Regions from separate parts of the Mus musculus genome. Here region 2 is linked to region 1. Evidence: chromatin loops called from intact Hi-C (ENCODE). Cell type or tissue: left cerebral cortex. All regions are shown on one strand. Each heading gives the region's core, and the rest is flanking DNA. Links, peaks and the distances in the headings are about the cores only.

Region 1 (9,612 bases), core at 1,085-9,084:
TGCCAGCTCTTAGCCTATTAAGGTTAAAAGGGGTCACTCCTTTATCTAATAGAGCCACCTCCCCAGGTAGGAGTCACCTCTTCACACTTGACACCCTCTGGCTGGAGGGAGGAGGAACTCACTTCCTCCCAAGGTGGTCCTTTCCCTCACTGGGTGGGTCCAGGTAGGAAGGGCTTTTTTGTTGTTGTTGTTGTTATTTTTGTTGTTTGTTTGTTTGATTTTCTTTTGGAGGCATGCTGGGGTTAAACCTAGGACCTTGGGTGCACCTGGCAGGTGCTCTGCAACTCAGTCAGCCCCTGGGGCTTCCTTTCTGATCCCGGCTCACCCCTGTTCACTTTTATCCTCTCTTTTCCAGCATCCTGCAGAATTATTCTCTCTTGTCTGGTAATACCTGGCAGAGGCTCAACACCCCTTGAGACGTCTCTTTAGTGGTTCATTCGTGTTGCAAGCATAGCATACCCTATGGAAGGGCTTGGCAGGGTGATGATCCTTAGTCCATAGTTGAGTTGTGTAGAGACTATAAGTCACTTCACTCATTCACGTTATCATTCATTTACCCTATGTCCGTTCTTTGAGTGGTGGGAAAAGGCTCAGTCAATTGAGGGTTCCTGTTACTCTTTGAGTTGCTTCTAACTTCTGTGGGAGCCTTTGGAACCCCCCAGTATGAGTGGCAGCTGGAGGAGGTCCCTACAGCTCTCTTCAGAGGGACTCTGTTGCTATTGGCACAGCTCAGCGGACAGGAAGACGGGGGAGAATATCCCTGTCCACTCTGCTGGCACTGCCTATTGGTCAAAATCTTCCACACATTAGAGAGCAGAAGGCAAAGGTGTGTGTGTGTGTGTGTGTGTGCGTGCCTTTATGTGTGTGCATGTATCCACACCCTTATGTGCACATGAATGCCTGAAGAGTAGACTACAGAACAAAAGCTGTCCAGGTCAGGGGTACATGGTGTCATCACAGTGTATGTGCCACTCCCAGTCTAGAGCTGCTGAAGGTGGAAGGTTAATGACCTACAAGCCTCAGGTGGACCGAGGGGTCCCGAAGGAAAGCTGACTTGTCTGATAACACCTGTGAAAGCATCTAATAAGGAGATCCACAGGCCAAACCCTCTACCATGTCCTGACTGCTGGGGAACTGACCCCAGATGGACTCTTCCAGCCCTAACCTTCCCCATTTTCCATACTATAAGACCTCAATACCCGCCCCCCCAACATCATGTGAGCACAGTCTCACCTCTATGGAGAGGCTGCAGACCTCCAGATGTTTTGGCTAAAGAGCAATTGTTTCTGGAGATGCCTGTCTGCGATCTTTTATTTCTGTGTTGCCTCCATTGGTCCCTAACAGAAGAGGCGAGTGATCTGAGCTGACATTTTCTTTGCCTCCCTGGCTACTATCTAGGGAATGTGTGTTGTTGATGCTGGAAGCTGGATTTGGAGGCTTGGTCCCCAGCCTGTGAGTGGTGCTGGAAATTTTAGAAGGTGGCCCAGTGACATGAAGTAAGTCATGGGGGTGTGGCCTCTAAATAGATATTGGAGCTCCCAGTCCTTCAGCCTCTGTCTTTTGCTTCCTGGATGTTCTCTTTTGTCACATGTTCCCACCACAATGTGCCAGCAAGCCGGTGACCATGGACTGAAATCCCTGAAACTGTGTGCCACAAAACCCTTTCCTCCTAAAATCTTGGTGCCCCACGGAGCTGTTCACCTTGGTTTTAGAGCCTGGAAATACAGGTTTATCAAGAGCATCTACCTCAAAAGCTTACTGCAGAGATCAGTGGTGAGGATGTAAACAAAGTCAAGCGCTGAGCACTGAGAGAGCTGTACAGTCACTATGATCTCCCGTCTAGAGCCAGGGTCAAGTTCAAACGCCTTGAGGGATGGTCCTCATTCTCTCCTAGCTTCCTTGTCTAAGACTCCAGGTATGAAGAAGGGCCAGGGATGGGGCGGGGGAGCTGGGGCATAGTTGTAAACTTCTGAGTTCGAGGCGGCTTCCAATAAGAGCTTTTACATCGGTGTCCCTAGGCCAGGCCATCTCTTAGTACATAATCTTGTCACATGCAAATGTGCAGCCACACTGTGCATTTGCTGGCTGATCTGTTTATCACAGGTTGTTACTAGTTAGTGTTTGCCACGGTCTGGTCTCCTGGCTCTCTAGCACAGCCTGGCACGGAGGAGACACTCTCTGAACACTCTGCTGAACGGATGAAGAAGCTGGGGACTCCATGCCAGTGGCAGGCTGTGCCCCTTGATGTGGAGGAGCACAGAGGGAGACGACAGGTGGGAGGGACTGTGATGTCATCAGCCTCACCCACAGCCAGGGTCATCCCGGGGTACTCACTGGCAGGGTCACTTTGGAGAGAGCCTCCAGACACTTCCCACATGCTTTGTCCATGAGGCAGAGCCGAAGCCTGAAGTTCTACAAGGTCCAGCAGCTTAATACCCACTTGTTAGCTGGGTGCCTTTAATTCCTGAGGGTCTCTGGTTCCTCCTTGTGACACGGAGACACATAGTACTAACGTCAAAGATTCTGGCCATGAAATAAGCTCACCTATGCAAACAGCCTGGGAGGGGAAAGTGCTCAGTCTGGTATTGCTGTGTCCTGAGGCCAGGCTGCCCTTGAACTTGTGGCTCTATTTCTGCTTCTGCTTTCTGAATGCTGGGTTTGCAAGCGAGTATGAGCACTGTCATTCCCAGTGATTCTCTGGCACCACCAGGCCTAGGCTTCCTGGCTGCCTGAGACTTCTTCCCCGCAGCCTCCACATTGGACTAACCTGGCTCCATCTGGCCGCTGGGCTGCAGCAAAGAGCTTCCCTTGATGCTTCCACCAGGACTTAAAAAAAAAAAAAAAGGAAACCCTTTCTTGGATTGCTGCCCGCGGCAGACACAGTTTAAATTAACTCAAACCATTTTCTCTCCCCCCCACCTTTACTGATCCGTTTTCACGGAAGGGAATAGGAAGCCTTTTCAGAAAAGAGCGTTAGGAAGCGCTTATCTTTCTGCTCTCCAGAGGATGCCAGGGCAGGAGGTCCTAAGGTTTGTAGCGAGAGCAAGGAAGTGGCTTTTAAGGAGGAGTTTTCGGGAACTCGGTGCAGCGCACATCCCTAGGGAAGAGTGCAAGGTCCCGCCACACCGCCGCTGCAGTGCCACATATGACCGCTAGGGGGCACCCAGGCCTTATGACTGCTAGAGCCTGAGCGGCGTCCACGAGTTGAGACTGCGCGCGTGCTCAGGTTTGCGAGCCTGCGACCAGAGCCCGCGCTTGCAGCGGCGTCCTAAGTCCCTAGCAGGTCTAGCGCGGAGCCTCGCGCTCCTCTCCCTCCCTCCCACCCCATCTGTGACTCATTTATTCGGCTTTTCTCCCTTTGTTTCATCGAACCTATGTGCAGCTCCCCTCCCTTTCTCTTTCCCTTCCTTCTCCCCTCCCTCCCTCCCTCCCTCCCGTCCTCTCCCGATTTCATTCCTCCATTCCCTCTGCACATCTCTTCACAGTGTCTTCCACCTACCCATGCACCCTTCCGCTCGCTCTCGCGCTCCCGCCTTTTCTGCCCTCCTACTCTCCTCTCTTTCTGGATTTGGCCTGAATAACTTCAGATTTCCTGCCAGTCGACTTCGGGTAGTGGGCAGCTTTTCTGCGCCTTAGACCAACCTTCGCGGCTCCGTGAGGCTGTGTGGTGAGGGTCCGCAGTGTACAGGGGACAGTGCATGGCTCCCTGGATCCGGACTCCAGCTGTGCCTAAGCTCTCCAGAAAGCTTTAAAACATTGCTGAGCTCTGGGCTAGGTTGTTGGATAGTAGATAAAGTACCTGTTGACCAAGTGGGAGTCCCTGGCGTCCCCCCCCCCCCCCAGCACCACAAACACAGTTTTAAGTTTTGGGAGTCCTGCGCTCTCTGCCCCCCCCCCCTTTCCCCCTAAGGCACAGCTTGTAACATAGAGTTATAGTTGGAGGCTGAAAATGATTTTGAGTGTTGACAAAGGGTGTGAGGGGAACCCATTTGCTTGGGATTCGGATTCAGTGCTGCGCTCTTTCCACCCTGTTCCAGGAATTTGCAGGTTTAGCTCCAGTCTCATCTCCTCCACCCCCAGGCCAGCACCAAGCAGCAAGGCTGTGCTCTGGAAGGCCTGCCTGTCCTGGCCACATTCCATTAGCAAACAGCATTTCCTCTGTTCCCCAAGCTTATCTGTGGGTCCTCTATGGTGCTGGGGGTTCCCAGTGGGCAGAGCTGGGGTAGGACACCGGAGGCCTGGCCTGAATCTTTGCCCTCTCTTTCCTGCTAGTTTTGCCACGAGGACTTCTTTGGCTCAGAGCCACCCACATAGTTGCCAGGGGAGAAACTTCCAGAGCCGGGCCCAACAGCTGTCTTGGAGGCCTTGCTGGCCAAGACTGATTCCTGGGTGTGGCTGCTCCTCTCTTGGGAGGAAAGTAAGTAGTTTTGGGGTCCAGAGTCATCTAATGAGTATTAGAAAAGCAGATAGGGGTGGGGTGGGGGCTACGACTATTTGGCCTAAGAGGTGATGGGGGTGGGGCGGATGAGGGAGAAGTTGCCAGTCCTTTCCAGGTGGGAAGGTGCAGGTGTGAGTCCCAGCCAGAGTTTTCAAGCTGTGCTCCTGTGACAGAAACATTTCAGAGTGGTCCCCGGTATCCTTTGCATGGTGGGACAGGTCCAGTATAGTCTTTTCTACCAGAACCAAGCAAGCAAGGCTTGGGAAGGCTTAACGAATTCCATGAGGTCACTGTTCTAGATGGTACTATTGGCATATTTTATTCTTTTCCTCTTCCTGAGTAAATCTCACTTTCCAGCCGTTTGCAGTTAGCTAAGACTGTTTATTTTGTTCCGGCAAAGGGAAGTGGAGGTGAGAGTAAACCTTTTCAGTCCAAAACAGGAAACTTCCTCTGTGTTCTCCTAGGCTCCCCCCCACACCCCCGAAACTGTTGTTTGAGCCTGGAGGACATCCCTCTGTCATGTTGCCCAGCCTGCAGTAGATGTGCGTGCAGACAGATGATTCTGGGTACTGTTTGTTATTGCAGCAGATCCCAGCCCACCCTGACTGCTACATCACATAGCTAGGGAGAGATATGGCTGGAACTGGAGTTTAACCCTTTCTGACCCTGGGTTCTTCTCTTTTTGCCTCAAATGTAGACTGGGGGAAGGTGTGCAGGTCAATTGACTTAACGGAGTATAGTTTTTCTCTCCACGTTTTCACACTTTGGAATTAATTTTTCTCATTACAATCAATGACATCCCATAGTCTTTGCTGGTACTGCTGGGAGTGTGACACAATTGTCTATCAGATTTTTAAGAATGTCAGCATTGTGGGCTGGGGAGATGGCTCAAGGGTAAAGTGCTTGTCTTGGAAGCTCAAGCACCTCAGTTTGATTCCCTGACTCATGTTAAAGAGCCAGACTGAGGGGTTTGTGCTTCTGATCTCAGCATCGGCTAAGCGGAGACAGGTCAGCCACTGGAAACTCACTGGCTAAGCAGCTGAGCCTAACCATTGAGCCCTAGGTCCGGTTGAGAGATCCTGTCTCAGAAAACAAAGTGGAGGAGATGTCTCAGCGCTGAGCACCTGCTGCTCTACCAGAGGACCTGGGTTTGGTTCTTAGCTCTCACACAGTGATTCACAACCTTCTGTCCTTCTTGGGCACTGCATGCATGTGGCGTGCAGACATGCATGCGGGCAAAACACTCATTAATATAAAGAAGCAAATAGAATTAAAAAACAAACCCAACCAAAACAGCAAGGCAGGCAGCTCCTGAGGAACAACAGCCGAGACTGCGCCTGCATCAGAACCTGATGGGCGTCAATGCCGGAAACCTCTTACAGAAAGCTCTGTCACCAAGCTCCTCTTGTTTCCCTAGAAGAGACTGGCCAATGAACACGCAAAAAAATATTAGTGACTCCAAGCTAAAAGCGACTTGCAGTGTCAGGCTCTGGTGTGAAGATGTGTGGAGATATTCTGGCCAGTTAGTTTTGTGGGTATTTTCCACTTTCTATATGCATAATCTATGATCATAAACCTATGGCTCACTAAGTTTAAGGAAGTTCTTTTGATACATACAAAATAAAAGGCTGGAGTGCTAACAAAGTCTGGTATTGTGGTTTAATTGGCAACATTTTTTCTTTCTTAGTGGTTCATAAAGATGACCTTTGGATCGATAATGTATTGGAGATTTGTTCAGATATGTTCCTGTAGACTTAGGAGGTAGGGCTGACATCTTTTGCTCACTGGGGTGTCCCAGACCCTACAGCCTTCTAGGGGAGGAGCCTGCTGATAGGAGGGGCCTGTTGATGGGAGGGGCCTGTTGATGGGAGGGGCCTGTTGATGGGAGGGGCCTGCTGAGGGGAGAAGTAGGTCCCACCTGGGAGGCTCTTGTCTCACTGCTCCCCCAAACCCCCTTCCCCTGAGCACCTGGCTTTGATATTCTCTACAAACTCCTTCTAAGAGCTCCTGGTTTGCTGCTGCTCAGTGGGGCTGGTAGAAATGGGGACAAATGCAGGCTCTACAGAGGGAAAGAGGAAACCTCAAAATGTAATAAAGAAAATCCCCATGGCCCCTTCCAGGAAAATCAAGTGAAATTTCTGGAATAAAGATTAAGGTGGCTGCTATCATTGACTGTCCTTCTCCCTTGGTGACAGCAGTCTGGATGGATGTGGCACCTTTGCTTGCAGGGCCAAGTTTTGGTGACATAGAAAGGGAAGGAAATACTGTCTTAGTCCTTCCTCATCCTAACCAAGTCCACGCACCGCCCCCTACCCTGCCATTTTGGAAATAGAAACCAAGGCTCCAACCTACCCAGTGAGGAAGGCTTCAAGTGAGCCCCACTCCTCAGCTCTCCCCTGAGCCCTGACTACACCAGTCAGGGCAGATGTGTTATGCTGCAATAATAAACAAGCTACCGCCTCACTCCCTGGGGCTTTTCCACAGTTCCTTTAAAATCTGCCATGTTAGGCTCAGCTCTCTCTCTCTCTCAGACCCTGGGGGACACAGCCAGCATGTTGCCTGCAAAAAAACAACAACAACAAAAAAAACCCAAAAAAACCAAAACATGATTCACTGCTGCTCAATGACATCATGCTGGGGTGGGGAGGAGAAGCATATCTAACATAAAAGAGAATGAAGACTCATTGCATACTCTGAAGAAAGGCTAGAATATTCCCGAATGACCCCATGATCTGACCACCTTCTCACTACAACCCACACCCCCATTTTTAGACTTTTTTATTTTTGTTTCTAGACCCCATTTGTTGCTTGTGATCACTACCATGCCAGCTCTTCCCACAGAGTCAGTCTCATTGCCTGTCATGGGGCTGTGCTTGTAAGACCATAATTCCTGGTGTTTGCTCTGAAGGTGTAGACACTGTATCTGTTTCCCTGTGGCCTGGACCACGGGCTGTGACACTGTATGCTTCCCTGGGAACTTGCTTGTTGGGCTGGGCTATAGCTGGGGTCCAGAAGGACTTGTGCTGAAGATTTGGTTTCTGGCACCTGGTGCCCTTGGGAGGTGGTAGAATTAAGAGGCAGGACGTGGGGAGAGGGAGTTGGGCCATTGGAGGTGTGGCCTGAAGGGATCCAGGCTCCTTCCTCTTCTCTCTTTAGATTCCCAGCCATGAGATGAATGGCTTTCCTCAGACATGTGCTCTGCCATACTGCTTACCACAGGCACAAAGACATATAGTTAGTTAATCATTGGTTGACATCTCTAAATCCTGGAGCCAAAAGAATCCTTTCCTCTTTGTAAATTCATTATGTCTGGTATTTTGTTACAGTAACCCAAAGCTTTGTAGCATCAATTACCTCGTACAACTGAGGAAACACTCAGAGCAGCTGAGCTACTTGTCCACGGACACAGAGCTGTTAAGTGGCAGAAGTAGATTTTGTTGCTAACCATCCGTTTAACCTGCACTTTTTTTTTCCTTTTGTCATTTCTTCTTTTATGTTTTCTTGTGGTTTTATACATGGATTTAATGGATTTTGACAACATTCATCCCTCGCTAGCCTCTCTTAGTCCACTCCCACTGAACGTCCTTTCCCTCCCTTGCCCCTGCCATGTCTTTCCTATTTTCATAGGTTGTTTTGTGATCCTCTGATTTTAATGGAGGATGCTTGAATGGCTATGAGCGGAGGACTGTTCAAAACTCACCAGCGCCTATGACTAAGGGAAATGAGCCCTCCTCCCACAGCAGCCATTGATTATCGATAGCTCCTTAGCTAGGGTAGAGCTTCATGAGCCCCTTCCCACCTGCGATGGAAGGCCAACAGCCTGACCCTGTGCAGTGACTATATTAGTTAGAGTTATTATAAGTTATATATATTATATCGTAGTTACCATGGTTTTGAAGCTGGTCACTGATACATTTTGTGGTTCAGGCATGGGCTACCCTTTGAATAAGGCACACTCATCCTGACTGCAGTGTTCCTGTTGTTGGGATTGGAGATGCTAATTACCTCCAGTCACACACCCTTCTGTGGGAGCCTTCCCTAGTTTTATCTATCTGTGACTCCTCACACTATCGACACCTGTGGCTGGGGCTCCACCTCTGACCGACTGGAGCAACAGTGATCACATGATGGGAAGATGGCTGGTTTGTAAGCCATCCCACTGTCTACTGCTTGTGCTGGCTGGCTTGCACAGATAGGCTTAGCCCACCAGCCTTTGTCATAGGATTTGAACTAAGAGCCAGAGGCAACTCCCAGTTGAACTTCAAGGTCAAGTCCATTGGCGGCCAAGTAGCCAGTGCCTGGGCCATAGAGGAAGCCCTCTGATGGTCCCCACTGGTGTCATTGCACAGGCTTTGTTTGACTGGAGGATTTCTGTCTGTGTCCAGAGTCTACCTGTGTGGACATTTTCAGGATACCCTTAGTTGTGGGTAAAAGGGTGTCCTCATGTCAAGTTGTTCCTGTTGGTCATCTCTAGAGACAATGTTGAAAATGTCTACCCACTGTCACTAACCAGGATGCTTCTAGTCACAAGGCATCTGATAGTCCAAAGCCTCCTCCGTTTTGCTTCTGCTCCTTTCATGTATTAGTTGGTCCTGAGTGTTGCTTGGTGACAAACTGTCTATTTTGCTATTACTATTTGTTGTTTTGCTTTTTCTTGTTGATTGACATTAATTTTCTGACAGTTACATGCATTCTCTGCCAATTGGAATTTCAATGGAGGACTTTTACCTCAGGGGTTCTGGAGAAGGCTCAGTCAGTAAAGTGGTCTCTGGGTAAGCATGAGCTCATATCACTAGCATCCAGGTAATGAACTGGGCCCAGTGGTGAGTGCATGTAATCCCAGAGCTAGGGAGAGGAAGCCAGCATCCCTGGGGCCTGGTGGCCAGCCAGCCTAGTTGAATCTGTAAGCTTAGTAGGAGACCCTGTCTCAAAAACCAAGGTAAGAAGAGTTAGAAAACACTGGTGGTGACCTCTGACCTCAGTACTTATACACATGCATGCATGTGTACCAGTACATGCAAGCACACACACACACACAGACACACACACAGACACACAGACACACACACAGACACAGACACACAGACACACACACAGACACACACACACACACACTTTTAAAAGTCACATATTACCTTTTCCATGGGAGCATTTCCTGATCCAGAGATGTCTGC
Region 2 (9,612 bases), core at 520-8,519, 270 kb after region 1:
CTCAGAAAATGTCTCAACTATGAGACCGTTGAAGCATTGCTACATTTCTTTTGAGGGCTTACTGCTCCTTGTGGTTCAGCACATTTGTTTGAAAGGGGGAGAGCAAAAGGCAGGGGAAAGCCAGCTCTGGGAACTGGCCCAATCCCCAGGTCTTGTTGCAGCAGTAGCCTATCTGTGTTCTAGGGACACCCAGGTATCTTGGAGACATCCTGGGATGTCTCCAACTTACCTAGATAGCTCGAGTTTTGTGTGGTGAACACACACGGGGATGCTTCCTGAACTCTCACATGATATGGTTTCTGCTGCTTCGATTCCTGGCTTAAGATTCCCAGGCTTATAATCCTACTGGGTCTAGTATCCCCTCAGGGTAGACACTTTTCCCATGGTGCACTGTTGCCCATTTTGAAATTGTTGGATTGAGAACCTCTTTAGTGACACTTACCTGGGGGACTCCTGGGTGGGCAGGTGTGAGAGGACATCTTTCTTGCCCACGAATACTTTCTACTTCAGGTTATCTAGGGATCCTAGCAACCTAGGGATAGTTTCTATGCTAATTGATCACTTTGGGAATACAAGGTAAACTCATTCCAAACTAGCATGAGGAGTATGACATGAGTGAGTCTTGGGGTACTCCATTCTAGTTCCTAATTTGGGGGTGCAGCCCTTTGGATTGTCCAGTTTTGGTCATATGACTATAGTTCAATTTCTTTGCTTTCTACGTTCAGAGCTTCACACTAGTCCTCTGTGTGTGTTTTATCATGTCATCTTGCTTCATTATTGTAAGTGACCCATATCCCATGCACAGCTGTTCTGTCATCTCATGCCTCCTTACCCTCACGTCACCCTGGATCTCTTGTCCACTCCACAGAGATTCACCAGACATTGAAAGTAATAGCTGTCATATTTACTTCCCATTAGTTTTTTTTTCCCCTATGAGGATTTCCAAGTTATGTTTTCTTAACTTTGTTGGAATTGATGGCCCTTTGATTTTGTTTGAAGAAAAGTTTTCACAACTCAACAAGTACCCTGGCTTGGAACACAATGGCTTTGTCCAACAAGATGGCTTTACAAGTGAGATTTCAGCTTCCATGATCAGAACTTTCTACTATACTTCTCCACATTACACTGTGAATTTTACCCACACAAAACAATTTTACACAGTGTGTGCTAGTATAAAATCAGGTAATGACTCAACTCAGGAAATCAAGGCTATGTCACAGGAAGTGATTCCCAAACTGGCCCATGGAACTTTGGAATTACTCTGTCCTTTCCCCAGACTGTTCAGTGGGAAGCCTTGGAATGAATATAGGTTTTACATCTCCCTTAGTGGTTTTACGTTTAGTCTTGTTTGGGAACTCTGGTCTCAGGCAATGCTCCACTCAGGGGAGTCACAGTCTGCAGCTCTGCTCAGCATATCCTTTCTCTACTCATGGAATTCTAACAAATGGCATGGCCAGGCATACATCATCCCACTTCCATTAGCCTGCTTCACGTTCACTTACTGGGTTGCATTGATACCTACTGTATACTCTATCTTACATCCTCCTGAATGATTCCTGAAGGACCATCAGGCTTGTCTCAGCCTCTGCTGTTCCCACAACAGGCAGATGCCACAGCCTCTAGTTGCTCTTTCCTATATCAACAACAACTCTGAAACTTGCTCTGCATTGATGCACATGAAGGAGGGAAGTTGAAGAATAAGGAAGCCAATTTTGGGAGATAATGTACCACTGTCCAGAAGATCAACTTGGGCCTGGCTTGGACACTGCTGTGAGAAACTAACTTTCTTGTGCAAGGTAGGCCTACTGAGCTTTGGAAGGTTTGAAGGGTCTGCAGAGGTGGAGGGTGGACAAAGGAGGGAGGAGGAAGGTCTCCAGCCTTCTGAGAATACTTTCTCGAGTATTTGGAAATGGGAAACTGCCTTCTTTCCTGGCCCCCAGAAAAGTTATCATCAATCCCTTCCCCAGGCCTGTTTGCAGAATCGCTTCTGTCCGATGCTGGGTGCCCCTCCTGTTCTCAGTCCTTAGAAAGAAGTTCATCCTGGAGCTTTCCCTCTGCTGGGTGTGAGGTAGAAGGTGTGGCAAGTGCAGAACCTCTAAGCATCGGTTGGGTAGCATGTCCATGGGTCAGGCTCTGCTCTGGAATGGGTGCATGGTGAATGAGGTGGCATGCTGCCACATGCCATTTGTGTATCGTTCATTCATTGACATAGAGCAGAGGAAGAAATCTTGGAAGATAGAATGAAATGCCAGTGACTCAGAGGAGGGATCAGGGAGAGAAGGGAGAGAGATAGATGACAAATATACAGATAATAGATAGATAGATAGATAGATAGATAGATAGATAGATAGATAGATAGATAGATAGAGATAGATAGAGAGATAGGTAGGGAGATAGATAAATGATAGATGATAGATAATAGATGATACACACACACATTTAAAAGCATGTCCAAACACATTGTAGGTAAATGTCCATATTTACATACACTGTTACAGAAACACACACCAATGTAACACTAAAGTGGGATTTAAGGATGTACAATATTTGTACTCACAGAATTACCATAGAGGATACACATGGATATACTAAACTTGGACATGTAGTGGGTATTGGTTGCTATATACTATTACATTCATGAGCAGTGCTGTAGTAGCATGTCCTTGCCTGTTCTGTATAGCAGTTCCATGAAAGCAGATGTTGTACACCCTTGAACCTGCTGTAGTGTTACACTGACATACATTTCCATAACAGTGTATGTAAGCACGGCTGCTTTCATACTTGTAGAGGAGAGTGTGGATTCATGGTGGAAATTCTGGCTTGCTGGGGATTTTTAAAAAATTCTTTGTGGATCAGTTGTATTCAGGTAAATGGCAAAGTGACAAAGGTGACTCAAGAGAGATGAACCTCAGCATAGAAGAGGCTCCTCAGAGTTCACCACACTGAGGATAGGGTGTCTGCACAAGTAGTGTTTGAACCTCTATGAAGGGAACTGCTTCAGGTCCTTTTGTGCATGGTCTTCCTATATATACCCAGGGCTTCATTTACATATCATTAACTCCTTGCTAGAGAATAGAAAAACTTATTTATTTATAGTACAGGCCAATGACTCAGAAGAGTGTTGAAGGGGGAGGAAAGGAGGTAGGGAGGGAGTGAGAGAAGAAGGAGGAAGACGAAGAGGAGGAAGAGGAGGAGAAGGAAGAGGAGAAGAGAGATATTGAAGGAGATGTTGATACAGGAAGATAAGAGAGATACATGAAGAGACACATAGAGGGCATAGAGAGATATAGATAAAGAGATACACACACACACACACAGAGACAGAGAGACAGAGAGAGACAGATTGATTGATTCTGGAAGATTTGTTAAAGCCCAGAGTTTGTTTTCAGGATCTCCTGAACAACTTGTGTGGTGCCCATTCCTTGTTTTCAGAACACCCTCCACATCCACCATCATTGCCTCAGAAATTCAGTTCTTGTGCTGGGACATCTACTGCCTGGGTTTGGTTTTCCAAGGGGCAGAGCATGGTGCAGGAGAGGTGTCATAGCGTTCATCTGGGAGGTGATTCTAGAGAGCTTGATGGAGAACTGGCGTTATGAGGTAGAGAAGCAGGGAAGCTAGTGAAGGATGCACCAATAATCAAGAGGGGGTGAGCAGAGACCTGCATATCAAGGGACTCTGGGAGACTGTGGAGAACATCTTAGTGACCTCAACACAAAGGCCAGGGGTGAGAGCAACCACCTGCCCTCTTCCAGTGGCCATTGCTTACAGGTTGCTCCATGGAGACTGATAGGTGCCTAGGATTGTGATGAGTGAGGGGATGAGCAGAGCCTTTTGGAATCCCCTGATATTTGCATTTGTTATTAATCTATCTATCTATCTATCTATCTATCTATCTATCTATCTATCTATCTATCCATCAACCTATCTGTCTTTCTATCATCTACCTGTCATCTGTCTATCCACTCATCTTCCTTCTTTATTTCTTTGTTTCTTTCTTGCTTGCTTTTCTTTCATTCTCTGTCACCTACCTGTCATCTATCTTTCTATCTATGTATCTGTATTTATATTCTAAGACACTCTCCAGTTTCCTATACAGTGAAATTCTTGGTAGCCAGAGGAGATCATGTTTGAAATTACTGTTGTCACACTGTCACCATGGAGCCGTCATGCTGTCCCACCAGAGGATCTCTGTGTTGCAGCCGTTTCAAGCAAGGAGGCTGCACATTTACATTTAGCCGTCAGACAGTCTCGTTTCGTCTGTAAAGTATCTTAAAATATGTGGAAGTAGTGCCAACACTTCAGCTGTGTGGGATTTAACGCACGCTCTGGGTTTCTGGCTTCTCTTGGAACAGTGGAAGACCTTGCAGTGTTGAGACTGGAGCAATATGTGGCAATGGTGGGCTGTGGCTGGCTGGCAGCTGCTCCTTTAGCTGAGACCTGTGCTGGGATCTCCAGAGTCCCCTGGGCCACCTGACTCCGGTTGAATCTGGGTCCTCTATAGGTGCTGGACCTTACATTGTGCCTGGTTTTCCTTTGCACTCTGGAGTTGTGCACATCTCCTTTTCTCCCCTACCCCCTCACTTGTCCACTGGACCTGCACTGCGGGTGTGCTCTTCCACCCAGGTGCTTTTGGGTCTTAAATTCCCTATGGGTTCTCACAGCTTCCTTCTCTCTAGGATAGATAATTTCGTTTATTGCTTTTTTTAGCCATTTGTTCAAGGTTTGCTATGGACAAATAGAAATTGTCATCTTCCCACCTATCAAACTTTGATTGGTACCTGCCACCTGGTTCTCTGCTGCTTCTATCCCTTCTTACTGAAGGTAGTGTGAACCTGGGCCACTGTAGGCAGGGCTGAGCATGACAGGACATCAGGGGTTGTGTGTAGTGACCACCACTGTGTGTGTCCGGGGGGAAGACGCCCTAGGAAAGGACTTATTAGTTATAGTTTGAATCTGAAATGTCTCCCTCTGGCTCCTGGTTGAAACGGGTGTTCTCTAGCAGATGACACTCTGTTGGGAGGCTGTGGGACATTCAGGAGGTCAGATCCGACTGGCATATAAGTAAGTCACTTGTCGTGGTCTTTGTCCATGACATTAAAGGAAGCTTTCCACAGGATGATGGGAACACTCTGACCTCTGAAGGTGTTGTGAGGACTCTAATTCTCATCACCCTCTCTGCTTCCTGGCCTGCTGCAGTGGGAACTGCTGCTGTCACACACTTTACTTGCCAGGCCTCCCCTGCCATCATGAAACCCTCTGGAGATGTGAGCTGAAGGGCTCTTTCCTCCCCTGAGTTGTTTCTGTCATATAGAGTGCTCTACTGTCCATACTCCACCCACCCCAGTTTCCCACTTCTCAGTGGCCAGCACTGCTGCATCCGGGGATGCCTTGTACCTAGATCCACTTAGTTCATTAAACATCCTGCGACTGCCATAGTCTTCCAGATGGTTTGCTACCACAGAGTTCCGAGAGGGAGCAAGCCCTGCAGGAATCTCTTTTCTAGTCTCAGCTCAGCTAATTAGACCAACTTTGAGTCCAATGTTGGAGGAGAAACTGCCAATCTAGTCGGATTTGCCAACTTTGCTTCTCTCCTGCCTTTGTCATAAAGTTTTCCTTTTTTTCTTTACACACACACACACACACACACACACACACACACACACACACACACACACTTTAAGCAGGAGCTGCTGTGAGGAGAAGGAGGGCTGGGTTACCTGCAACTCTTTGTGTCATTTATTCATTGACTGAGATGTCTGACACGGAAAGCAATGAAGGCAGAGAAAATGATTTCCTTAAGCTTGGTTCACTTGGCATCTCTCCTTGGACAATGCAAGCGGTGCATGATCGAGCTCTTTCTAGATGGGAAACGACTGGTGCAAGGACAGAAACAGATGAGTCACTTATTTTTTGGAGTTTATGAGCTGGAGGGAGCTCGTTAGAGTTTCAGCATAATAGCATCTGAGTGTTGATGGAGTCTCAGCCCCATCCTTTACGGAAAAAAAAAGTTCTTAATGCTCCAAAAGAGGAGTGAGATTCCAAGTGCCCTCTTACTCATTAAGCCAGTCAAACATTCCTTGATGCTCAGATGCCATCTCTGGCTACTGGGGACACCAACATAAAGATATATATTCCATCTTCAAGGAACTATTTTTCTGGTGTGGGAGGCAGGACAGATGGTGTGCCAGCAACTCACTCAGTAATAAGGCTTTGTGGCCAGCACGGCAGAATCAGATTCCCATTCTGATGGGACTGGTTGTTTTGTTTTTTGTTTTGTTTGTTTGTATGTTTCTTGTTATTTTTTGTTTTGTCTCCTCTCATTTGAACCACAGACCCGGGCTGTCTAACCTTAATTCCCTCATCCGCAGGAAGGAGTTAATAATATCTCACTTTAAGGACAAACCATGAGCATAGAGGATGATTGGTAAAGGTGACACACGAGAAGATGAGTGGTGGGATCAGAAAGATGGTTCAGAGGTTAAAAACACTAGCTGCTCTTCCAGAGATCCTGAGTTCAATTCCCAGCATCACACAGTGGTTCAGAACCATCTATATAGCAGGATCTGATGTCCTCAGGAAGACAGAGCACCCATATTTATAAATAAATAAGTCTTTGAAAAAACTTGAGACACTATAGCAGCAACCAAAGTAAACTATTTTAATGGAGAGTAGGGTGCTGAGAGCATGAAAGAAGAGGCCCCTCAGATCTCTGGGGGTCTCTGGGGGCATAGATCTGGGAAAAGGGGATGGATGCAGCATTTGAGCAATTGTGGAAGCATGGCAGAAGGAAGGTATAGGTATGGTCTGAGGGACAGAGTATGTGGAGGAGTGAGGAAAGAGGGCAGGGATGTAGATGGGAGGGATACAAGCAAGGCATCAGCAGTAACAATAGTCCAAGGACTAAAAGGGAGGGCTGGGTAGCAGGAGACACAGCTGTGAGCAGGTACATTTTGTAGAGTTATTGGGGCATGTAATTGGAAGTGTCTCGCTGGCCTGAGGATATGAAGTTGAGAGTCCTCTGCTTAAACATGGTAGCAGGGGAAGAGAGGACAGTCTTCCAAGGAAAAAGAGCAGAGAAAAGAGGGTGCTTAGGAGCAATGATGTGGGACCTGGGTAGGAATGATGAGCCTCCTTCTCCACCCTGTTCTTCCTTCTCCCTTCCCTTTGGTGATTGCCCATCTTGGAGTAACTTCTTCTTTGAGACGGCCAAGATAGATTTATCAGTGTCTTGATGTTACCATTCCAAGCTCCAGGTTTAGTCTTCACAGATGTTCATCAGCAGTCATGGGTTAGCTCTGAGATCCCTCAGACCCACACGACTACTCAATGGTGCCAGAGAACAGCCTCAAAGATCAGCCAGATCATGGTTTCTATAAACCCCATGCCCAGTCCTATCAACTGACAGAAAACAAGTGAGAAATGGGGTACTAGACCCACAAAAATGTCCTCCTGGAAAGCTGGCATAATTGAATCTTACAAAGGGGGAAATTTGGGCTGGAGAGATGACTCAGCCTTTAAAGGCTAGGCTCACAACCACAGCGGAGAAACTTGGCGTAACAAAACCTTGACCATTGTTCTCCCATGTCCTCCACCAATGATCAGCTTTGTCTAAGACCCACTTGGAGCAACCAGGTTTGGACACTAGAGACTGGCTTTGCACAGGGAACAGTCATTATAAGTTTTTTTCAATTCTTTCCAAATATTTTAACTGCTGAAGAGCAAACATCCCTGTGACTCATGTTTCACAATTTATGTCGTTGGCTTCACATACTTTTGACAGTTCCATCATGTTTTAGATGTTGTGAAATATTTGTTTTCCTCCTTAAAGCTGGGCTGGTGAAAATCAACTTACTTCATGGTTATTGATACTCTGTGCCAGAGTTTCTCATCTTCAGACACGTTGACGAGATAATTGACAAGTTCCTGGGCAAGTTGAGCCTGTGCCTGGCATCCTGTGTGTGACTTTATGTTTTGCCACATCCAGGTTTCCACTCATCAGCCGTGATTAGCAATGTCCTCACCGGGACAGCCCAAAGCATCTTCACATGAAAACGCCCTATCCTCACCCCACCCCTGGGCCCAGACTGACTAAAAGCTGTTTCTCTACAGTTTGAGAACACAACACGCTAGGCAAGAAATCAAGAAGATGGTAAGAAATGAAAACAGACTCCAGTGCTAGGGCTGTGGCTCAGTGGTAAAGCAGTTGTCTAGCACGCAAGAGGCCCTGGGTTCCATCCCCAGCACCACACAGAGAAACCCACAGCTGCAAAGGAATGAGGGTTAACCTTGATACGATGCAGGCCAATGATCTTCTGCCACAATCCCTTACTTTTCTTTTTGCCTCAACACAGAAAGAAAAACACGAGCACTTCACCCAGTAGCAGGATAATTAGGCACAGGGACTAAATGAGATGCATGCAATAAAACAGAAACCAGTTGGAGTTCTTCAGCCAGAGAATGGAAGAAGATGGCTGCCTATAAATAACACAATTGTTAGCCAAGCCCTCAGAAAACCACTCAACATGTCAGTGTCAGAGGAAGACGTGTCCAAGGCTTTAGATGCTGAAAATAAATACCGAGAGTCGAAAATAAATGGCATTATTAGCAGAAAGGGAGTCCCTAATTAACCAGCAATAGTCCATTACTGTAGCCTTCAATTCATTAAATTGCATAATTACATAAAAACTCAGTTGACGCTTGATTCAGTCAGTGTATCTGGTATTGTCTCCTCAATAATTAGTTCTATAATTGTCAGCTTGACAGGGCAATTAAAAATGTTTGAAGACGTGGTGTCAGCTTCCCTGTGTGAAGCTGCACCAGGCACGACCGTCTCTCGGAGACTCGTCCATCTGGGTACTTGCATGCTTCCAGATCCTGGGATGAAGAGGACCATGGGTAGGGGGTTGGAAGCATCCCACAGAAAGGCATTTCAGCTTCCTAGGGGAAATCATTCTCTCTGTGAAAAGAGGTGGGTGTGCTGTCTCCCAGCACAAAGCCTGTGTTGGAAACTGACTCCTCAGTGCAAGTACCAGGGGATGACATTAGAGAGGTGACTAAGCCATGGGGGCTTCTGCCCTTAGAAGAGGACCAACACCAAGGTGGGGCTTAGGGGTATGAATCCCACCTCTTGTTCATCTGTCCTTCTGATTGCTCTCCATGGATTGTTACAACAGCAAGGCTCTTGCCAGGTGCTGGCACCTCAACCTTGAACATCCTAGTCTCCAAAACAATGACAAAAAAATCATTTTCTTGTCTTTATAAATTGCCCAGTCTTCAGTACTGTGCTATGGCATTACAACATAACCTAGGATCAGGTATCATTGCTTGAGTGGTCGATGTTCTAACTGCTGGGATGTGGGAGGGGTAGGTTATGTGGGAGAGTATGGAGAGTTCCAGGCTTGAGTGTGCAGGCGCTAATGCTCAGAGTGCTAGGTGCTGTGAGTGAGGACTCAGTAAGACTGTCAGGGTAGGGAAAGCACAGCCCTGGGTGCTGTCTAGGATTAGGTTTTCCGGTAATCAGGGATGCCTAGTCGTATGGGACTGATGTTCTCATGAAAAGGAGAAACCAACAAAAGCAATGGGGAAGTAAGGGAAGGGGAAGAAACCTTG

What was found. A loop is a pair of places that touch in the nucleus more often than their neighbours do. Peaks named below come from ENCODE experiments on the same cell type or tissue, not always from the same donor. Only the 100,000 strongest peaks of a DNase experiment are listed, where the experiment ranks them.
Region 2: it touches region 1 in a loop (16-fold over the local background); 3 of 42 quality-filtered maps call a loop at or near these places.

The regions. Positions count from the first base shown.
Region 1 is chr7:125,387,382-125,396,993 of GRCm38, reverse strand. No RefSeq gene overlaps it. Among named protein-coding and RNA genes, the nearest start is that of Gm30560, 5.8 kb to the left of the region's middle. In left cerebral cortex, for the core only: CTCF peaks have their summits at 2,916 and 3,115 (motif pointing right); DNase peaks (open chromatin) are centred at 2,849, 3,144, 3,508 and 4,156; H3K4me3 peaks cover 947 bases; H3K27ac peaks cover 1,011 bases.
Region 2 is chr7:125,112,073-125,121,684 of GRCm38, reverse strand. No RefSeq gene overlaps it. Among named protein-coding and RNA genes, the nearest start is that of Gm30501, 94 kb to the left of the region's middle. In left cerebral cortex, for the core only: no CTCF peak of the experiment used is centred there; DNase peaks (open chromatin) are centred at 4,307, 5,909 and 6,124.